Regions from separate parts of the Homo sapiens genome. Here region 1 is linked to region 2. A link is an interaction called in ENCODE POLR2A ChIA-PET data of the cell type or tissue named here. Cell type or tissue: GM12878. All regions are shown on one strand. Each heading gives the region's core, and the rest is flanking DNA. Links, peaks and the distances in the headings are about the cores only. Region 1 has its middle 9.5 kb from the start of MIR3925. Region 2 overlaps ETV7 (ETS variant transcription factor 7).

The links. ChIA-PET counts read pairs that join two places held together with the same protein. Peaks named below come from ENCODE experiments on the same cell type or tissue, not always from the same donor. Only the 100,000 strongest peaks of a DNase experiment are listed, where the experiment ranks them.
Region 1: POLR2A ChIA-PET joins it to region 2 with 6 read pairs; 4 of 35 experiments call an interaction of 5 or more read pairs at or near these places.

What each region holds. Positions count from the first base shown.
Region 1 is chr6:36,607,319-36,618,674 of GRCh38, forward strand. No RefSeq gene overlaps it. Among named protein-coding and RNA genes, the nearest start is that of MIR3925, 9.5 kb to the right of the region's middle. RefSeq lists a silencer at 5,840-6,040 and an enhancer at 7,747-7,796. In GM12878, for the core only: no CTCF peak of the experiment used is centred there; a DNase peak (open chromatin) is centred at 2,467; H3K27ac peaks cover 257 bases.
Region 2 is chr6:36,375,688-36,387,043 of GRCh38, forward strand. ETV7 (ETS variant transcription factor 7) reads right to left here. Exons shown (of 8, transcript NM_016135.4): 2 at 9,847-9,982; 3 at 184-348. It overlaps ETV7-AS1 (ETV7 and PTX1 antisense RNA 1), which reads left to right and starts at 10,933. Exons shown (of 2, transcript XR_926758.3): 1 at 10,933-11,243. RefSeq lists enhancers at 309-808, 11,053-11,356. In GM12878, for the core only: no CTCF peak of the experiment used is centred there; a DNase peak (open chromatin) is centred at 6,464; H3K27ac peaks cover 2,165 bases.

The sequences.
Region 1 (11,356 bases), core at 921-3,420, 230 kb after region 2:
GTTCAAGTGATTCTCCTGTCTCAGCCTCCTGAGCAGCTGGGACTACAGGTGCGCACCACCATGCCTGGCTAATTTTTTGGTATTTTTTAGTAGAGACGGGTTTCACCATATTGGCAAGGATGGTCTCGATGTCTTGACCTCATGATCCGCCCGCCTTGGCCTCTCAAAGTACTAGGATTACAGGCGTGAGCCACTGCGCCCCGCCCCAGGCTGTTTTTTATAAGATGGTATTTCACTGTTGCCCAGGCTGCACTCAAGGACCCCTCCAGCCTTGGCTGTAATCCCAAAGTGTTGGGATTATAGGCATGAGCCACTGCAACTGGCCATCCCAGTTCCAGAGCTCACATTCAAATGATAAGGAGAGACTAACCAATCTGAGGTGAAGAGGAAGAAATAAATGCCTTAATCATGAAATAGGGGTTTAGAGCCAGAAACAGTTGAGAATGTAAACTGCACTAGGATTTAGAGATAAAAGGGTTTATTTAAGTTTGAAGTGGGTCCAAATCTGATTGGTTTTTTTTTACTTTCCTTTAGCCATGTATTTGAACAAGCGTGTATAAGATAACTTGTCCAGCTTTAACACTGACAGGAAAGCCAAGAAGTTGGGAGTATTAGAGTGCATTGATGAATGGCTGGCTCGCTCATTCTAGCTGCTTGGAGTTTAATGAGGACAGGTTTACTGAGCTGGCAGTCTTGGTTAGATTTCAGTTGGCAATATATAGCAATCCATTTGACATGAAATTGGCCTCAAAGAGTGAGGTTGGAAGAAGTCACGTGCTTTGTAAGTTGGAGTATGAACACACTGACAAGGAGGGCTAAGAACTGAATCATTGAAAGTATCTGCCTTAGGCCAGGTGCTGTGGGTCACACCTGTAATCCGAGCACTTTGGGAGGCCAAGTTGGGTGGATCACGTGAGGTCGGGAGTTTGAGACCAGCCTGACCAACGTGGAGAAATCCTGTCTCTACTTAAAAAAGCCGGGCATGTTGGCACATGCCTGTAATCCCAGCAACTGGGGAGGCTGAGCCAGGAGAATCGCTTGAACCTGCGAGGCAGAGGTTGCAGTGAGCCGAGATCGTGCCATTGCACTCCAGCCTGGGCAACAAGAGTGAAACTGTCTCAAAAAAAAAAAACAAACCCAAAACATCAAACAGGGAGGACTTTTCAGTTTTACAGAGAAAAGTATACAAACCTTTTTTTTCTCTGTGTGTCTCTTTTTTTTTTCTTCCAGAGATTCATGAGCTCTTGTTTAAAAATGATAGCCCAAGTTAGGAGACTGTTGTGTCTTATTTCTGAGTTGCTGGTGAAAAAATAGTGGTCGAAGTTAAGTAGACAAATTTAAGTGATCACTTACTTGGTAATTAAAGCTCTTTTTCTTCCCAGCATTTTGGGAGCCCAAGGCAGGTGGATTGCCTGAGCTCAGGAGACCAGCCTGGGCAACATGGCAAAACCCCGTCTCTACAAAAAGTACAAAAATTAGCTGGGCATGGTGGTATGTGCTTGTAGTCCCAGCTACTGAGGAGGCTGAGGTGGGAGGATTGCTTTGAGCCCAGGAGGTAGAGGTTGCAGTGAGCTGAGATTGTGCCACTGCACTCCAGCCTGGGTGACAGAGTGAGGCCCTGTCTCAAAAACAACAACAAAAAACAAAAACAAGCTCTCTACAGCAGCTGGCAGTCTATTGACCTGGAAGAAAGCTCCATTCCTTTCCTCAAGTAATTTTGATTAATTCTCAACAGAAGTGGGTGGAAGGAAAGGTTTTTACTTACTCTGTCATCCAAGACTGGTACCTGAGCCACTGCCAGCTCTTGGGTATGACAGCAGTTGACAGGAATAAAATGATTCAAAAGGGTGTTAGTAGTAAGGTTAATGTGATCATCTCCATTTATTGAGGAAGAGATTTAAGTTCGGAGGGGCTTGGCAAGTTGTCTAACTTCGCAGCCCAGTGGTAATGGAGCTGAAACTATAAACTTGGTTACAGGACCAGGTGTAGATAAACTGGAAAGGGCTTCAGAGTCGATAGTCCAAATTCTTATTAGTTTAGAGATAAGAAAGTGGATTTGTTCAAGGTCACACAGGGACACAGTGGCAGAGCAGGGCTCTGGTGCCTCAACAGCAAATCCAGGGCTTGTTATAGGGAGCAGTGTAACGTTAAGGCCGTCAGGCTTGGAAATAGCAGCCCAGATTTGAATCCTTGCTTCCTTACAGCTCTGTGGCTTTGGGCCAATTGTGTAATGTCTGGGATTTCATTTTTTTCATCTTTAAAATGGTGATAATAGGAAGCACCTATCCCCTATTGTTAATATCAAGAATATAGTGTAATGCAAGTAAAGCACTCAGCACAGAGCATAGCACACTGCTCAGTAAATAATAGGTGTTCTGTGCAGGCTTGTGTTGGCATGCAGTAAGCACTCAGGTAATGGCTTAAGAAAGGCTCCTTTGGGTGCTGGGCAGGCAGAAATTACCCTAATTTGCCTGCTGTGAGTGTGCTTCCGCTGACCTTGCTCCTCCTCAACCACTTTTGAATCTGTCCAATTTCGAAGAGTGCGGAAGGGGGACTACTGAGTTGAATGGTCCAAGGTCAAGAGGGACATTTGTGGATAAGGGAGTATGGGCATATGTTAAGAAAGGGGATTCTGAAGGGATAGGTAGGTAGGAAAGATGGTGTGGGTTAAAACTGCTAGATAGCTGTTTTAAAATAGGTTTTCAAATTAGGCTTTCTTGAGTTCAAATTTTTTTTTTTTTTTTGGCTGTGTGCTGAGGGCAAGTCACTTTCTTAGTTCCCTTGTTTGAAAAGTTGGGGGATAACAATATACTTCACAGGGTATTCATGGTGTTTTCTCTCCCCTTTGCTGCACATTGGAATCACGGGGAGCTTTAGAAAACCAATAACTTGGGCTGGGCGCAGTGGCTCATGCTTGTAATCCCAGCACTTTGGGAGGCCCGGGTGGACGGATCATTTGAGGTCAGGAGTTCGAGACCAGCTTTACCAACATGGCAAAACCCCATCTCTACTAAAAAAAAAAAAAAAAAAAAAAAAAGCCGGGCGTGGTGGAGCGCGCCTGTAATCCCAGCTACTGGGGAGGGGAGGCTAAGGCAGGAGAATTACTTAAACCTGGGAGGCAGAGGTTGCAGTGAGCTGAGATCGCGCCACTGCACTACGGCCTGGGCAGTCAAGATTAAAGTCTGTTTCTGATACCACAGAAGTGCAGTTTGTCACTTTGACCCAGTATGTCTTAAGGAAGAAAAACACCTTTTAATCTGAGGAATGTGATTCCTTTTAAATTATTAGGGCCAGAGAGGCATTTAACAGCAGTCCTGTCTTCACTCCCTCCTTGAGCTAAATAATTACCTCTTGAAGTCACTTGCCATGTGGGTTCTAGACTGTGATGCCAAGTAGCCATAAAATGCCATTGTCCTGTAATTCAACAGTGGATAGCCAATCACTAACCAGTGTTATTTCTGTAAACCAATGAGAATTCCTGACGAACAACTTTTGTAATCACCCGTCTTCTGATTCATCCTTTTTTCTGTAAAAAGTTGAGCCTGTCCTTTGGAATACTCTCCAAGGCAACCTGGAAGTGTCTCAGGCTGCAGTCTTCAACCTTGGCCCAAATAAGCTACCTTGACCTGCTGTTTGCCTTTTTACCCTAATTCCCCCCAGGCATCCCTAGATAGGGAAACAAGCCACATCTCTGCCCTCAGCCTGGGACCCTGCTTCCTGATGATACCTGCCCATCCCTGTTTTTTCTCCATAAACTTGCTGGGAAAGGTGCCCTGGTTCTGTTTCTCTAGAGGCTGTGGTGCCAGACTGGAAACTACCAGTTTCCTGGGCATGTGCCTTGGTGTCACCGAACAGCCAGATGAGACTTGTCACCAGAAAATGCTTTCCTTTGCTCCTTTATTAAACACACTCATATTGCCAGTACTGGGGATATCCCCTGAGCAAGGTGTAGGAGAGCAAAAGTAGACAACCAGATAGGAAGAAAACTGAAGTGGAATAAATAGATGCCAGGCACATGAATGGTGCTTTTTTTCATCAACCTTGTGACGTTGGAATTATCTCCCATTACTCAAGAAGCTCAGAGAGGACAAGTGGTCTTGACTTATCAGACATGGGCCCCTTTTTTGTTAAAAAAAAAAAAAAAAATTGGTAATGACCCTTGACTCTTCTGAAGTGAGATCCATTTTCTATATGGATTATAGAAATGCAAAGCCTTAACAATAATATAAAAATACAAGAAAAGCAGTTTATAAAATAAACGTTCTGTATGTAAATATCAGATATGAGTGTGCTATAAGATGTAAGTCAGGTTGGGCATGGTGGCTCAGGCCTGTAATCCTAGCACTTTGGGAGGCCGAGGTGGGCGGATCATCTGAGGTCAGTAGTTTGAGATCAGCCTAGCCAACATGGCAAAACACCGTCTCTACTAAAAATACAAAAATTAGCCGGACATGATGGTGGACACCTGTAATCCCAGCTACTTGGGAGGCCAAGGCAGGAGAGAATTGCTTGAAGCCAGGAGGCACAGGTTGCAGTGAACCAAGATCACACCATTACACTCCAGTCTGGGTGACAGAGCAGGACTCTGTCTCAAAAACAAAAACAAAAACAAAGACCAACAGCAACAACAAAAAAACAAAAAGTGCAAGGTGAAGCAGCAAGTGCTGATGTAGAAGCTGCAAGTTATCCAGAAGATCTACCTAAGATAATGGATGAAGGTGACTACACTAAACATTTTCATTGTAGAAAAAAGCCTTCCATTGGAACAAGATGCCATCTGGGACTTTCATAGCTAGAGAGGGGAAGCCAACGCCTGGTTTCAAAGCTTCAAAGGACAGTCTTACTCTTGATTTTTTGTTTTGCTTTTGGTACAGGCTCTTGCTCTGTGGCCCAGGCTGGAGTGTAGTGGCACAAACACGGCTCAACCTCCTGGGCTCAAGCGATTCTCCTGCCTCAGCTTCCCAAGTAGCTGGGACCACAGGCACGCGCCACCATGCTCAGCTGATTTGTAAAAATTTTTTTGTAGAGATTGGGTCTCACCATGTTGCCCAGGAGACCAGTCTGGTGAGACCCCATCTTTACAAACTCCTGAACTCCGCTGGGATTGCAGGCGTGGAGCTTCTATGCCCCGCCCAGGCTAACTCGTTGAGGACTGAGGCAGCTGGTGGAAGCCAATGCTCATTTATTGTTCTGAAATTCCCAAGACCCTTAATTGTGCTGAATTTACTCTGCCTGTGCCCTATAAATGGAACGAAGCCTGGGTGACAGCCCATCTGTTTATAGGATGGTTTACTGTTTTTTTTTCTTTTTTTCTTTTTTTTTCAGACAGGAGTCTTGCTCTGTCGCCCAGGCTGGAGTGCGGTGGTGCTATCTCGGCTCACTGCAACCTCTGCCTCCCAGGTTCAAGCGATTCTCCTGCCTCAGCCTCCCAAGTAGCTGGGATTACAGGCGCTTGCCACCACGCCCGACTAATTTTTTGTATTTTTAGTAGAGGTGAGGTTTCACCGTGTTGGCCAGGCTGGTCTTGAACTCCTGACCTCAAGTGATCGCCTGCCTCAGCCTTCCAAAGTGCTAGGATTACAGGTGTCAGCCACCGTGCCCAGCCAGGTTTACTGAATATTTTAAGCCTACTATTGAGACCTGCTCAAAAAAGATTTCTTTCAAAATATTACTGCTCATTTACAATACACCTGGTTACCCAAGAGCTCTGCTGGAGATGTACAGGGAGATTAGTAGTTTCATACCTGCAAACACAACATCCACTCTGCAGCCGGTGGATCAAGGAGTCATTTCAGCTTTCACGTCTTATTAAGAAATACATTTCATAAGGCTATACTGCTATAGATATTTATTCCTCTGATGGATCTGGGCAAAGTAAATTGAAAATCTTTTGGAAAGGATTCACTGCTTTACATGTCATTAACGACACATGCGATTCATGGGAGGTGGTCAAAATATCAACATTAGCAGTTTGGAAGAAGTTGATTCCAACCCACATGGATGACTGAGGGGTTTGAGACTGCAGTGGAGGAAGTAATGACAGATGTGGTGGAAAAAACAGCAAGAGAACTAAAAACGGAGCGTAGAGATGTGACGGAATTGCTGTAATCTCATGATAAAACTTGAACGAATGAAGACTTGTTTCAATGGATGAGCAAAGAGTGGTTTCTTGAGATGGAATCTATTGCTGAAGGTGCTGCACACATTGTTGAAATGACAACAAAAGATTTGGAATATTGCATAAACTTAGTTGAAAAAGCAATGGCAGAGTTTCAGAGCATTGACTCCAACTTTGAAAGAAGTTCTACTGTGGGCAAAATGCTATCATATAGCATCAGATACTACAGAGACATCTTGTGAAAACAAGAGTCAGTTAATGCGGCAAACCTCATTATTGTCTTATTTTAAGAAATTGCCACAGCCACTCCAGCCTTCAGCGACCACAATCCTGATCAGTCAGCAGCCATCAACACTGAGGGAAGACCCTCCACCAGCAAGGTTATGTGGCTGAAGGCTTATATGATTGTAAGCATTCCTGGGCTTAAGTGATCCTCCTGCCTCAGCCTCCTGAATAGCTGGGACTACAGGCCCACACAACTATGCCTGGCTAATTTTTTTTTTTTTTTTTTTGAGACAGAGTCTCATTCTGTCACCCAGGCTGGAGTGCAGTGGTGCGATCTTGGCTCACTGCAACCTCTGCCTCCTGGATTCAAGTGATTCTCCTGCCTCAGCCTCCCGAGTGGCTGGGATTATAGGCAGCCACCACCATGCCCTGCTAATTTTTGTATTTTTAGTAGAAATAGGGTTTCACCATGTTGGCCAGGCTGGTCTCGAACTCCTGACCTCAGGTAATCCGCCTGCCTCGGCCTTCCAAAGTGTTGGGATTACAGGCGTGAGCCACTGCGTCTGGCCTGTATTTTTTTAGAGATGAGATCTTACCATGTTGCCCAGACTGGTCTCAAACTCTTGGGCTCAAGCCATCCACTTGTTTCGGCCTCTCAAAGTGCTGGGATTACAGGCATGAGCCACCATGCCCAGCCCCTGTACATTTTTAAATACATAATGCTTTTGCACACTTACAGTACAATGTAAACATAACTTTTATATACACTGGGAAACAAATTGTGTGACCTGCTTTATTGACATGGTCTGGAACTGAACCCATATATATCTGAGGTATGTCTATATGTGAAATGTGCACATAATGTTTTCTTGTGCTAAGTTCCCCAGCTTTTGAATTTTTATTTTTTTTTTAGATGGAATCTCCATCACCTGGGCTGGAGTGCAATGGCGCGATCTTGGCTCGCTGCAACCTCTGCCTCCTGGGTTCCAGTGATTCTCCAGCCTCAGCCTCCCGAGTAGCTGAGATTACAGGCACCTGCCACCAAGCCTAGCTAATTTTTTTTGTATTTTTAGTAGAGACGGGGTTTCACCATGTTGGCCAGGCTGATCTTGAACTCCTGACCTCAGGTGATTTCACCTGCCTCAGCTTCCCAAAGTGCTGGGATTACAGGCGTGAGCCACCGTGCCCAGCCAGGTTTCGAAAAATTTAAAGCACTTTTTATATTTTATACCTGTAATGGATTCAGTCCTGTGGGCATGGGCAATTCTTTGTGTGCCAGACATTTAATATCTCTGTCCTCTTCACCCTACAGCCAGTTAACCTCCCTGGCCAGTGTGACAGTCATTAAAAAAAAAAAAAATTGGCTGGGCGCACTGGCTCATGCCTGTAATCTCAGCACTTGGGCTGAGAGGCAGAGGTGGGAGGATTGCTTGAGCTCAGGAGTCAGTCTGGGCAACATAGCAAGACCTTGTCTCTACTAAAAATAAAAAATTAGCCGGGTGTGGTAGCACGTGCCTGTTGTCCCAGCTACTCTGGAGGCTGAGGTGAGAGGATCGCTTGAGTCTGAGAAATTGAGGTTGCAGTGAGCCGTGATTGCATCACTGCGCTCCAGCCTGGGGGACAGGAGTCTAAAAAAAAAAAAAAAGAAAAAAAAATGCCCAGCTACCCACTAGGAGGCAGTACTGCACCATCGAGAATGGGCCAGACTTTTTGCCTGAGGTTGCACATCTCTTCAGGGAATTGAGTCTGCACTGACTTTTCCACCATGACAATAATAACACATTAACAAAGATAATCATAACAGTAATTACTGATCCTTGAGCTTTATGTATCAGCATTTTGCTAAACATTTTACATATACATACTACCTACTCACTTAAACCTAACCACTTGAGGGAGGCTCTGTTACCCTATTTTGAAACCAAGGCTTAGATCCAAGACCCATGTTAAGTGCTTTGTGAGGAAGGGGTTTTACTGAAGTGCTGAAAGAATGGGATTTGGATAGGAAGTTGGATATATGAAGAGCCAAGTGCATAAAAACAAAGGCAGGAAACTAAAAGGTTCCATGTTGACAGGTTTAAAACCCTATGAATTTGTTCAGAGCTTTAGAATGGTAGGTAGACTAGTAGAATGTCAGAGCTACAGGGACCTTAGAGATTATCAGGGATGGTGATTTCCTTTTTCTTTTTCTTTTTTTTTTTTTTTTTTTGAGACTGAGTCTCACTTTATTTCCCAGGCTGAAGTAGAGTGATGTGATCTCGGCTCACTGCAACCTCCGCCTCCCGGGTTCAAGCAATTCTCGTGCCTCAGCCTCCTGAATAACTGGGATTATGGGCGCCTGCCACCACGCCTGGCTAATTTTTATTTTTTATTTATTTATTTTTTTTGAGACGGAGTCTTGCTCTGTCGCCCAGGTTGGAGTGCAGTGGCGCGATCTCAGCTCACTGCAAGCTCTGTCTCCCGGGTTCACGCCATTCTCCTGCTTCAGCCTCCTGAGTAGCTGGGACTACAGGCATCCGCCACCACGCCCGGCTAATTTTTTGTATTTTTAGTAGAGATGGGGTTTCACCGTGTTAGCCAGGATGGTCTCGATCTCCTTGACCTTATGATCTGCCTGCCTTGGCCTCCCAAAGTGCTGGAATTACAAGCGTGAGCCACTGCGCCCGGCCAATTTTTGCTTTTTTAGTACAGACAGGGTTTCACCATGTTGGCCAGGCTGGTCGGGAACTCCTGACCTCAGGTGATCTGCCTGTCTCGGCCTCCTAAAGTGTTGGGATTACAGGCGTGAGCCACCATGCCCAGCCAGGGATGGTGATTTTCAAACTTTAAACATAGTTAAAGTTTTTGGAATGAAATCTTATGTAGAATACAGAAAACAGCTAAAAATGGTATAGCTATAAAAAGTATAGGTTCTAATAATATTGGCTCATAAAGACAAGAGAAATCCAATTTCCTTCTGTTATTTTGGTTGAATAGAGAAGTGCAAATGGTAACATTTTTTAACACTTTATTTTGCAATCCCCGAGGTGACAGGATAGGAAGGTCCATCCCATAAACAACCTAGAAGCACAGACGTCAGAAGAACATCACCCCAACATGTTTATAGGCATTTGGTTGAATAGGTTTTATGTGGGGGAAAAAACAGAAAACTTAAAAATTGTTAGACCTGTATATATTTTCAACTCAACCAAGTGCCTGTGAGCCCTCTGCAGCCATAGTGGGAAAAGTCCTTATACTGCCCACACCTTCATGCTACAGATGAAGAGCCTGAGGCCCAGGGAGGAGGAGGGGGTGGCTGAGACTCAGGGAGCCTAGGGGGGCCATCTCCAGGGGCTCGGCCTCCTGCCACCCCATCCGGTGCCCTTTCTGAGTGACCAGTCATGACATCTGGTATGGCAGTGTGCTGGAGCCTGGCTGTTCAACCCCTCACCCTGAGAGGGCTCTGGCCACTTGCCCATCTCCCTGGCAGATAAAGCCTCAGACAGATGGCAAACAGTACTTGGCTCCAGGAATCAATTCAGGTCTGATTCACCAGTGGTTTGTGCCCGAGCCAGCGCCACAGGCTGTCTCCTTTCCCCTGTTCTATCACTCACTACCCTCACTGTGGCCAGGTTGGGACTCTTGAGCAACAGGCAGATACCTGTGATCTTGAGAATTGCACTGACTCTTTTGAGGGTTTTCCAGGCCACAGCAGGACTTGTCTGCCTCATTCCTCTGGGCAGCTCAGAGCATTACCCCATCAGCTGCAGTTTCAGTATCAGGGTGGGGCAGTGGTGTGGGGTGGGGCACCGTGTTACTAGGACTAGCCCTGTTGGCTGCAGACACATTGGCAACAGGTGGTGGCTCAGGGGCACAGAACAGGTGGACTACACATCTCCAGGATGAAGTGTCATTTATTGGCATTTGCCTTTTGAAAGAAGCAATCTACTTATAAATGGCAGGACCCTTTTTATTTTCTTTTTTGAGAAAAGCATTTTATTAAATCCATATTTGGAGATATGTTTTAGCAAAGTATAATTAGCATTTTTTGTTTAGAGGATGAATTGTGTTGCTACTCAATAGAAGGAGAATATGGCATACAAACAATGCTTTTATGCAGAAACATGTGTTTTTGTTTTTGAGACAGAGTCTTGCTCTGTTGCCCAGGCTGGAGTGCAGTGGCGCAATCTCGGCTCACCTCTGCCTCCTGGGTTCAAGTGATCCTCCTGCCTTAGTCTCTCAAGTAGCTGGGACTACAGGCATGTGCCACCACGCCCAATTTTTGTATTTTTAGTAGAGAGGGTTTTGACATGTTGCCCGGGCTGGTCTCGAACTCCTGACTTCAAGTGATCCACCCACCTTGGCCTCCCAAAGTGCTGAGATTACAGGCGTGAACCACCGCGCCCAGCAGCAGAAACATGTTTTAAAAGTACATTCAGGCTGGGCGTGGTGGCTCATGCCTGTAATCCCAGCACTTTGGGAGGCCAAGGTGGGCGGATCACGAGAGGTCAGGAGATCGAGACCATCTTGGCTAACATGGTGAAAACCTGCCTCTACTAAAAATACAAAAAATTAGCCGGGCGTGGTGGTGGGCGCCTGTAGTCCCAGTACTCGGGAGGCTGAGGCAGGATAATGGCGTGAACCCGGGAGGCGGAGCTTGCAGTTAACTAAGATCACGCCACTGCACTCCAGCCTGGGAGACAGACGGAGACTCTGTCTCAAAAAAAATAAAATAAAAAAGGACGTTCATACACTTAAGCTTTTCTGACTGGACACGATGCTGCTATTTAATAATAAACTTTTTTGATCTTAAAAGAATCCAGAGCAGGTCCCCCAGGAGCAGGTTCGTGGCGTATCACCAGTGGGGAAGGCTTTTCTCAGAGGCTCTGAGGCAGTGTCTCAAGAAAGGGGGGAGGCTCCGCTTTCTCAGAGTTGCAGTGCTCACCTTGCTGCTGCTGCCACACATCTGTATGCGCCTTCCTGGTACATCACCATCACCACAGGCTCTCATGATAGTGAGGGCTTGACTCCTTC
Region 2 (11,356 bases), core at 5,465-7,964:
GCCTGCTCTAGCTAGGAACCACCAGATACACACGTATGCAGAGGGGCATCTGCAGTGCTGGAAATGAGCATGATTCCCCAAGGAAGACCCCTCCATCTCCCTCCCTGGGCCCCCCGGGGGTACTTGGGCCATCCTGGCCTACCAGGGTTCCCGCTTAGAGGAAAGCCTGTGCGTTTCCCTGACCTGAGCTGGGCGCACGGTGCCGGAAGTCGTCCTTGGTGAGGATGCAGAGGGCGCGTCCGTTCATCTCGAACCCGTGCTCCGCGGTGCATGGCAGAGAGTACTCCTGCTCTGCCCAGCGCAGCCAGTGCAGCACGTCCTCCCTGCTCCACAGTGCGGGCTGGATGCCTGCAACCAGCAAGGACCAGTCCCATCACTCCCCGTCGGGCCTCCTCAAAGAAGCCCACCCTGAACACTTCATCTGAGCAGATGCTCCCCTGTCCTGGCCCCCAACCCCCATCATCTTCTGTCGCTGCCACCTGTTTCTTTCCTTCCTAGCATGTTACGTTCTTTGTAATTACATTTTACATTGGATAGAATTATGTGTTCGTGTTTGTCATTATGTATGTAGCATGTATTTATTCACTTATTTATTGTTGGTACCTCCCCACCACCTGTTTTCCAATCATTCATTCAACAAGTGTTTAACGAGAACCTACTATGTGCCAGCACTGGACTAGGCGTGCTGGAGCACACTGTTATGTGTATTCAGCACCTAGAACAGTGCCTGGAACACAGTAGGTGCTCAGAAAACACATGTTGAGTGAGTACTTGAATGACTGAACAACCCAATGAAAGGGGTGTTACTGGCCAGGCGCGGTGGCTCATGCCTGTAATCTCAGCATTTTGGGAGGCCGAGGCGGGTGGATCACAAAGTCAGGAGATTCAAACCATCCTGGCCAACACGGTGAAACCCCATCTCTACTAAAAATACAAAAATTAGCTGGGCATGGTGGCATGCACCTGTAGTCCCAGCTGCTCGGGAGGCTGAAGCAGGTGAATCGCTCGAACCCGGGAAGCAGAGGTTGCAGTGAGCCGAGATCATGCGACTGCACTCCAGCCTGGGCGACAGAGCGAGACTCCCTCTAAAGAAAAAAAAAAAAAAAAAAGGAAGGGATGTTATTGTTTCCCAAATGAGGCAGTGAGGCTCCCAGAGGTTAAGTGACTAGCCCACACGCATACAGGCAGCATGGGGCACAGCCGGGCTGTCTGGCTATTGAACTTTTCTGCTCCATTGTGCCAACTTGGAATCAGGTTTGCTCAGGGAACAGCCCAGGGGACAAAGGGAGCCTCCTACACTCACCTTCAGTGCATGTGTTTTTATTTCTGGCAGTAGCCAGACAAGTGGCTGCTTATTCTCCCCACGTTTCCACTTTGCCTGGGACTGCTACGCTCCTAATGCCAAGTTTTGGATAGTGTTCAGCAGGGCTACGTTACGACTTCATGAGCCCTTGACACATTTGCCTTTGTGGGCAAAAAATATTTAAAATACACTGAGCGTGGTGGCTCCCACCCGTAATCCCAGCACTTTGGGAGGCCAAAGTGGGCAGATCACTTGAGCCCAGGAGTTTGAGACCAGCCTGAGCAACTTGGTAAAACCCCGTCTCTCCAAAAATACAAAAAAGAAAATTTAGCCGGGCATAGTGATGCACACTTGTGGTCCCAGCTACTTGGGAAGCTGAGGTGGGAGGATCGCTTGAGCCCGGGAGGTCACAGTGAACCATCATTGCGCCACTGCACTCCAGCCTGGGTGACAGAGTGAGACCCTGTATCAAAAAAATACATAAATTTAAATCCTATTTTATGACTGCACTGGTGTAAAGACTCAGAGCTCACTGGGTTCAGTTCTACAGGTAAGAAAGTTGAGGCAGAAGAGAGAAGCAACTGTCCAAGGCCACACCTTGGCAATGATAAAGACCAGACCAGCCTCTGCTCCCTTATACTCAAAGCAACACAGGAAATGAACTTAATTTTAACATTTAAAACAAAGGAGATCTGCATCTTTCCTTGTTCATTCATTCAGCCAATATCTAATGAGTACCAGCTTGTGTCAGTCACTGTGCAGGGCTAGGGACACGGCACAGAACCAGGCTGGCAGGAGGGAGGAGCCCCACCACCAATAACTCTAACGATAGTCCTCCCGACGGCACACAGGGAACGTTCACTGTGCTGAGAAAACAGAAAGCAAGGAGCTAGAGCCCAGTTTAAGAGTGAGGAAAGGTTTCCTTTACTTCTATTTTGGGACCTAAAAATGAGTAAGAGAAAAGAGTACATGTCTGAAATTGCCAAAAAAATTATTTAAGGCAGGAAAAAAGAATACATGTGAGAACTGGCCTCTGTGGTACTGCATGTGACAAAGCCATGTAACTAAGATCAAATGGTCTTATGCTAAGATTGGCAAGTATCATTGGAAAAGAAGGTGGAGCCCAGGAGCAAGTAAGTGTTCATGCACGCACACACGCGTGCCTATGTGTGTATGTATATTTTGTAAAGTTAATACATGACAGAGGCAGGATTTTAATTCAGAGGGAAAGGATAGTTAATCTAATATGGAAAAAAAAAAAAAAAACCTGACTCTCCACCTGGAAAAAAATACATTTGGGTCCTCACCTCCCACCATTCACATTCACAAAAATCAATTGTAGGTAGATTAAAGGCATAAAGAATAGAAAAATACAAATCTTAATAGAAGTAGAAATCAAAAACCAAATGCACTCAATAAGAGCAGAGAGGACCTCAACCATGACAGGAAACGCAGAGGCTGTAATAAAAACGAAACACACATTTGACTACATTAATTTTCTGTGTTTGCTGCAAAAGATACCATAAACAAAACTAAAAGAGGGTAGATTTCAGGGAAATATTTGCAATGCAGATGACAGATAAAAGGTTAATGCCTACCATAGGTCAAGAGCATCTGTAAATTGATTTTTTTAAAGACAAAAAAAATCTTTCCAGCAATCCCAGCAAAGCAGGATTTCTCAACCTCAGCACTATTGACTCTTTGGGACTGATAATTTTTTGCTGTGAAGGCCTATCCTGTGTGTTGCAGGATGTTTAGGAATACCCTGGTCACTATCCACTCAATGCCAGCCTAGTTCTAACAACTAAAAATGTCTCCAGACACGGCCAAATGTCCCCGGGGGGAAAGGAGCAGCAAAATTGCTGCCAGGTGAGATCCCCTGTGGCACAGCAAATCCACCAATAAGCATGTGACAAGACATGTCACCTCAATAGTCAGGGAAATGTACCATCAGAGAAGAATAAGATATTTAATAGCAGGAGTGCAGGGAAAAGGATGCTTTGCTGGTGAAGATAGGAATTTAGAGCCGCGATGGGAGATGAGTCTGGTGATACATGAGACGCCGAAAGCTGACTTAGTGTAAAATGTGGAGGCCACACGATGGGCAGATTCCTGAGGGGTCGAGGGCAGGCCTCCACAGCCAGCCAGGGCTTCCGCGGCTAGGGTGTCAACCGCCAATTGCATTGTACCTGAACTCATATTTTTTGTGTAGTTCCCCTAGTTCACCATATTGGAGGCGTCAGCCTGAAAATTCAAAACTGTGATTCCTGGCCTGTTGTGGTGGCTGAGGCCTATAATTCCCAGCAGTTTGGGAGGCAGAGGAGGGAGGATCATTTGAAACCAGGAGTTTGAGACCAACCTGGACAACATAGTTAGACCCTTGACTCTACAAACAAAAAAATTTTTTTTAATTAGCCAGGCATGGTGGTGCATGCTTATAGTCTCAGCTACTCAGAAGGCTGAGGAGGGAGGGATTGAGCCCAAGAGTTCACGGATGCAATGAGCTATGATATTGCCACTGCACTCCAGCCTGGGCAACAGAGTGGGACCCTGTCTCTTAAAAAAAAAAAAAGAAGAAGAAGAAGAAGAAGAAGAAAAAGAAGAAGGCCGGGCGTGGTGGCTCATGCCTGTAATCCCAGCACTTTGGGAGGCCAAGGCAGGCAGATCATAAGGTCAGGAGTTTGAGACCAGCCTGGCCAACATGGTGAAACCCCATCTCTACTAAAAATAAAAAAATTAGCCAGGCACAGTGGCACGTGCCTGTAATCCCAACTACTTGGGAGGCTGAGACGGGAGAATCACTTGAACCCCAGAGGTGGAGGTTGCAGTGAGCTGAGATCAAGCTACCGCACTCCAGCCTGGGTGACTGAGCAAGACGCCATCTCAAAAAAAAAAAAAAAAGTAAAAACATACAACAACAACAGAAAGCATAGATGATGTTGCCAGGCCAGCTGTAAATAATGTGACCTAAATGACAGTACCTCAGTTTCATCATCAGTGAAACCAAGGATGATGAAAAAAATTGTACTGTCCACACAGGGCTGTCACAAGGATGCTTTCAGATAACCCATTTAAAAGCAGCATCTGGCATGTGGCATGTGCTTTTTGACACACATAGAGCTATAAATGTCAATTAGGTAATACACGTAAAATGCGTGGCACAGGGTCCAACACCTGGTGGGTATTATCTAGGGCGTCAATCACCCTCAAGAAGTCTCCCTGACCCAGTTGCCAGGATGAGAGTAACTGGGGCTCCCCTTCCCAATGTAAGGTGAATGTGGGACTTCACCTGCAGATCAGCCCCCGGCCTCTCCCTCTCTTGGCAATAATCCATTGCATTTTCAGTTCTTTCCCATTAACCATCTTTGTCTCTCAAGACTCCAGGCAAATGTCACCTCACTCTCCCGGCCCAGTGGCCTGCTAACTGAGGATTTCCAGCTTGGCCAGCTCCCGACTCCCAGCTCCCAAGGCAGATATGGACAGAGTCCCCTGGCTGGGGCAGCAAGAGGAGCTGCCTGTCCAGGACACAATTGGAGGGCTCAGGTGTCTCCCTGAAGAGTCAACACTGTTGTCCCCTACCTCCTCCCAGAGCAGGGCTACATGTGGGGGCTCCCCTCCACCTCCCAGCTATATCACGTCCACTGCCCTTATCTGTGGACATAGCGCTTCTTTACATAGTCACTGAATCCCCAACTAGAATGTAAGCTCCAGGAGGCACAGACTTTGCCTGTCTCAGTCACTGTGGTCTCTCCAGCCCCTATAGCAATGCTTGGCACATAGTAGCTGCTCAATAAAAATAAATTGCTTAAATAAGTGAGTTGAGCAAAGCAGTGTGGGGTCACCCCCAGGGCCTCCTTGCCTGCCCCTTCTCCAGCCCCTGACTCCCACCCCGACCCCGACTGGACCTCTCTTCCCACAGCATCCCTTTTACTCTCTTGCTGAAGAAACTATTGTTCCCAACTACCAAGCCCATCAAGTCAAAACCCCTCTGTCCTGGTTTCAAGACCCCTCAAAGTGCCCCTCCCCACCTGACCAAAGCTATTTCCCACCACTTCCCACCACACCCCTGCAGTTTACTGGGTCTAGTGAGCTCCAGGAGCCACAGAGCCTGACCAGCCTTTAGCAACCAAATCAGAATGAACAGCTGGCTTCTCCCTACCTTGCAGGATCCCCTTGCAGGAAGAATGCAGGAGGCAGTTAAAGTGCTTGGCCAGTACCCTAAAAATGGGAGCTATCATCATCTGAGGCTAGAGGCAGTTTCTCAAAGCAAATGACAGCTGTGGGGTCTGAGGGATGCCGGTTCAAATCCCAGCTCCACCATTTTACTGGTAGGTGGCTTTGGACAAGATAATTCACCTATGGCCCAGTTTACACAACTGTAAGGCGGAGATAACAAAAAAAGCTACTTTCCATGCCTACTGAATATATTCAATCAGATAATAAATACGGTATGCTCATCACAATACCTCGTCAAGAATAAAAACTCAACGAATGAATGGCCTTTATTCTGATGATCAGGATGCTGATCATCAGACCCCAGCCTGAAAACAGAGAGACTAGCTTGCTTCTCTGCCATGATGACTACGTTTTATCAATTATCATGTCCTTAGTTTATTGTGTGTCATGGTGTCTTCAGAGACTCCTTAAATCTGTCACCCCATTGCTTGGCCCCATTGTCTTGGTCGATAATCCTTTTCTTGGTAATCACACCAAGCTTTACGGTCATCACCACACTGTGGGGGCAGGGCCAGTGCATACAGTTCACGTTGTGTACTGCACAAAGATACCATCAGAGGAGGGGAATGGGAGGATGGAGGTGAAATCCAGCTGGGACTTTGATTGGCTTCTCCCCAAAGGAGGAGTCTTTCCAATTTGCACAAAGATGCATATGGTCTAGCCCAGACCCTGCATTTAGGGAGGGGAGAGGTTCTTTATCCTCATATTAATAGTTCTTGGAATTCCCCATCTGCTTGTTTGGGTCCTCACCGCCACATTCCTTTTCATTGCCAGGTGATGTCACTGTCAGTACTCACACGTTCCAGTGAATTAGAACACTCGCTTTTAATCTCCATCCTCCCATTCCACCCCACCTCTCTGGTGTTTTACACCCACATCCATCTAATCTCCTGCTTCTCATAGGCCATGATCTAGGGCAGCATTTCTCAAACCATTTTTGACCTCAACCCATGGTAAACAAATAATATTTTGTACCCACACACATATATAAAAATAGCCTAAACAAAGTAGTCACGAATCTCAGCTACCTTTACTATTTATAATGCGCTCTGATGTGTTGTTCTATTTCAATTTTTAAAAATATTTATCTTGGTCCACTAAGTGGATTTCACTTCCTTAGTAAGTCTTGACCAGCACTTTGAAAATAAATAAAATGTGGTTCTCAAGCCAGCAGCATCAGCATTACCCAGGAGTTTATTAGAAATCTGCAGAATCTCAGGCCCCATCCCAGACCTACTGCTGAACCAGCATCTGCATTTCAACACGGTTCCCAGCAGATTCATGTGCACATTAAAATCTGAGAAGCCCTGGTCTGGAATACCGGGAAGCCACAACTGTTAGCGCTGATCTATTAAATGAAGTGCCCAGGAACTCTCTCACATGTGAAGGATGTGAACTTCAGCATGGGCACCCAAAATCTGTTCAAGCTTCCCAAAGGCCCATTTCTCCTGCTTTACACCTCCAGGGAGTCACAGAGAGGTGTTATCCCTCTCCTTGCAACTCTGAATATAGGACACGGCACTCTACGTCTCTTCCCATGGCTTATTTACAGCTAGGAGCTTTGAAAGTCAATTTCAAAACACAAAGAAGTCTCATTTCCTTTGCATCCAAAGTGAGAAGTTCACAGACCTTTTCTCTGGGGAATAAGCTCCAGGGAAAAGAAGAGACGCAGGACCGAGAAGTAAGAGTCCTGGGTTGGAGGCCTAGTCTGGCCATTAGCATCACAGTTGACCCTTGCCCTCCCTGAGTCTCAGTTTCTCTGTCACTGAAGAGGCCATGGTGGTGACCATCTCTGAACTGCCTCCTCTCAGAATTCTCCCAAGTTGTCCCTTGAGGGTGCATCACCTCCTCCCAGTCCCCTGTGATATCAGCCCAGTTCTGAAAATGGTCCTAGAGTCTGCACTGCCAGCTGTCCCTGCCCTGCAGCTGCGTCCCCCCATAGCTCCTGACTCACTCTGGCCTTGGGCAGACCCTCATGGCCATGGACCGGGGATGGGGAGGTGAGAATCCTCTTTTGTTCCCCATTTCCATACAGGGAAGCATAGTTGTGAATCTCCGTGAATCCCACTCCTCCATCCCAGTAGACCTCCTGACCCTTGCCACAACCCTGGACATCACGGTTGTCCTCAGAGTGGACTTTCCACTGCTTTACTACACATCTTTGTCAGGAAAATCAACACAAAAAAAGTGAGCTCTACAGGAAAATAACTTCCGTGCTCCTCTTAGCATCAACTCACAAGGCTAAACAAGATCTGTTTTGTTTATTCACTTCCTGCTGAGGCAAATCAGTCCTGACTACTAAAATGGAGGTTGGAGGTAGGGGAGGGAATGGGGTGGGTGACGGGGAATAAACATCAGAGAGATGGGCAGAGATGGAAACCCAGCTTCCAGAAATTTAGGAAACTGGGCTGAGATCACCCCCAACAGGGCTGAAAAGTCGAATCTTCATTTGGTGTCAGCAGTTTGCTTGTTTGGGATGCTGTTGACAGGAAAATGAGTCATTTGTCATCCCCTATCTTTTAAAACTGTCAGGTATTTACTAAGGGCCAGAACTGTATTGTCTGAATATTTGCAGATGTTCCAATAAATATGAGTCATGGAATCTAAGATGACAGGTATAGAAGATGCTGCTGGGGCCCTGCCCATAGGCCCTGCCTCTCACCTCCACACTCTGAAGGCTGCCGAATGCCCCATCTGACTCTGCCTTGGGCTTTTTCTGGCTGCAGGAACCCCTTAGCCAGTGTACAGGGTAACTTGGAAATGCTGGAGAGCCAATACCCCTGGAAACAGCATTCATGCTGTCATGGAAGGGAAGTGAGTGGATAATCCCCTTACCCACTGGTTGGAATAACTTAGGATTCACTGTCCCCAGAGATCCCCGTGGTGCTAACTGGACCAAAAGAACACCTTTGGGATTTCCTTCTCTTCTCTGTCTTTCCTCCCTACTCCTCACCAGTGTTTTAGGGTCTGCTCCTGGGGAAATCTAACCCAAGGCAACAGAACTGGTAGCTCAGGAGTTCTAATCTAGGAGAAAATAGGCCACGGTGACCTGCACCCTGAGTTATGCAATCAGAGAATAGGCTGCCTCAAGAGGGGAGGAAATGCCTGTCCCTAGAAGTGTGCAGGAAGATCTGGTGACCATCTCAGAAGGGCCCACAGAAGTGATCCTGCATTGTTTGGAGGTCCTGGTGTTCTTGATGAAGATCCCTAGTCATTCATTCATTAATTCATTCAATAGATATTTAGTGAGCCTCTGAGCTTAGGAAGTTTGGTCTTAGGGAAATAGGATTTCCCAGGGCTCAGAGGAGAGTTGTGGGTCTTGTGTTTGAACCTCACTATTAGAAAGTGTTTCTTAGAAGTTGTGTTAAAATTTCTAACCTTGGCCGGGTGCGGTGGCCCACACCTGTCATCCCAGCATTTTGGGAGGCCGAGGCGGGTGGATCACAAGGTCAGGAGTTCAAAACCAGCCAGGCCAATATGGTGAAACCCCATCTCTACTAAAAAATACAAAAATTAGCCAGGTGTGGTGGCACACACCTGTAGTTCCAGCTACTCAGGAGGCTGAGGCAGGAGAATCGCTTGAACCAGGGAGGCGGAGGTTGCAGTGAGCTGAGGTCACATCACTGCACTCCAGCTTGGGCAAGAGTGAGACTCCATCACAAACAAAAAGCTAAAGAAAACTCAGCAAAGAAACAGCAAACAGAGGGAAGGTAAGTTAATCTTGGCACCTGGCAAAAATTAAATTTTTAATTGACAAATTATAAATAATAATTGTATATATTTATGCAATACAAAGTTATGGTATGAGATATATATAAAATTTTGGCCAGACACAGTGGCTCATGCCTGTGATCCCAGCACTTTGGGAAGCCGAGATGGGAGGATTACTTGAGCCCAGGAGTTTGAGAACAACCTGGGCAACATAGAGCAACCCTGTCTCTTATTTAAAAAAAAATTTAATTTTAAGGGCCAGGTATAGTGGTTCAGACCTGTAATCCCAGCACTTTGAGAGGCAGAGGCGAGAGGATAGCTTGAGCCCAAGAGTTCAAGACCAACCTGGGCAACATACTGAGATTCCCATTTCTACTAAAAATTTTAAAATTAGCCAGTGTGCCTGTAGTCCCAGCTATTGGAGAGGCTGAGGTGGGAGGATTACTTGAACCCAGGAGCTGGAAGTTGAAGGTGCAGTGAGCTATGATTACACCACTGCACTCTAGCCTAAGTAAGCAACAGAGCAAGACCCTGGATCTAAAACAAAATAAAAATTTACTTTTAAAAACTCAGCTTTTCTCCTCCCCTCTACTTACGGAGTCTTCCTGGCAGCTTGCAGATCCCCCCTTCACCCAGCAGGTTAATTTGAGCTTCACATCTGGCTTGCACGTGGGTGCCTAGGGGAGGCATGGCTGCCACAGGGCTTATAGGAGAAATAGCCAATTCTCCCTCCTAGAGAGAGAAAAACCAGGACAGTCAAAGAAGAGCATCTTGGTGAAGGCTCAGCCATCTTTAAATGTCTTAAGAATTTTTTTGGAAGGGAAAGAGTGTTTATCTCCACCAGAAGACTGCATCAACCTTAAAGGTAGGAACCATGTATATCTTCAACTCAGTACCATCAACATTTTGTACCCAGTGGACACAATAAATGACATCCTTCCAATTCAAGCTTTCCATGCATGTGCCTAACTCCAAGAGGGATCCCCTGCCAAGACTTGTATGATTGAAATCTGAAAGCCTAGGAATCCTCACTGGATCCCTGGTGAGGACAACACAGGAAACCTGAGGGGCCAGGATCAAAAGACCTTAAATCAGAAATAAACAAATAGACCAGGTGCGGTGGCTCACACCTATAATCTCAACACTTTGGGAGTCTGGGGCGGGTGGATTACTTGAGGTCAGGAGTTTGAGACCAGCCTGACCAACATAGTGAAACATTATCTCTACGAAAAATACAAAAATTAGCCGTGCGTGGTGACCGGCGCCTGTAATCCCAGCTACTCAGGAGGCTGAGGCAGGAGAATCACTTGAACCCGGGAAGCGGAAGTTGGAGTGAGCCAAGATCACGCCACTGCACTCCAGCCTGGGCAAGAGAGCAAGACTCCGTCTCAGAACAAACAAACACTATTTTCAAAAGAGAAAAAGAAAGGATAAGGATACATTTCTGAATCCTAAGGTCTCACCACGGGAAGCCTGTATCTTTACAATTCAACAATCAGCATGGCCCCCAGAGATGACGGGGTTCATCCATTCAGATGAGAAAATGAAGAAAGTGGCAGGATTTTGTAGGAATAGGAAGCTCCTTCGGGCTCATGCCCAGCCACAGGCTGCCACAGCACGGAAAGGAAAAGTGAAACCAGCTCCATCAAGTCATTTTTCACTCTAGGATTGTCAAAAGCTTTACATTCATCTCTTGGGATCCGAGGAGAGATATCTGCCGAGAGAGAATTTGGATCGGAGCCAGCAAAGCAAACTCCAGAAGCCTTGGCTGCTGCGAAAGGGGATTCAACACCTTTCCGGGTCGTTCTCACTTCATTTCCAGCCGGTCCCCCTTTGGTGCTGTTTCCCAAGTAATCAGACCTCAGGGGTTGCCTCCTGGTGGGGAAAGGGAAGCTTGCCTTGCTGGAGAAGGGGCTCAAGGCACAGGACTTGCCTCGGACTTGCCAAGGAGGCTTGCAGGAGGCTCTTTGTCTACTCCTCTGTCCTCATCCAAGTAAGAGGAGCGGGGAATTCCGAGGCTGTAACTGCCTGGGAAACGCCAGCCACGGAGCTGCTGAGGATCAGACTCCTGGGTTTCAGCATGGAGGCCAGGGAAGGGTCTGATAA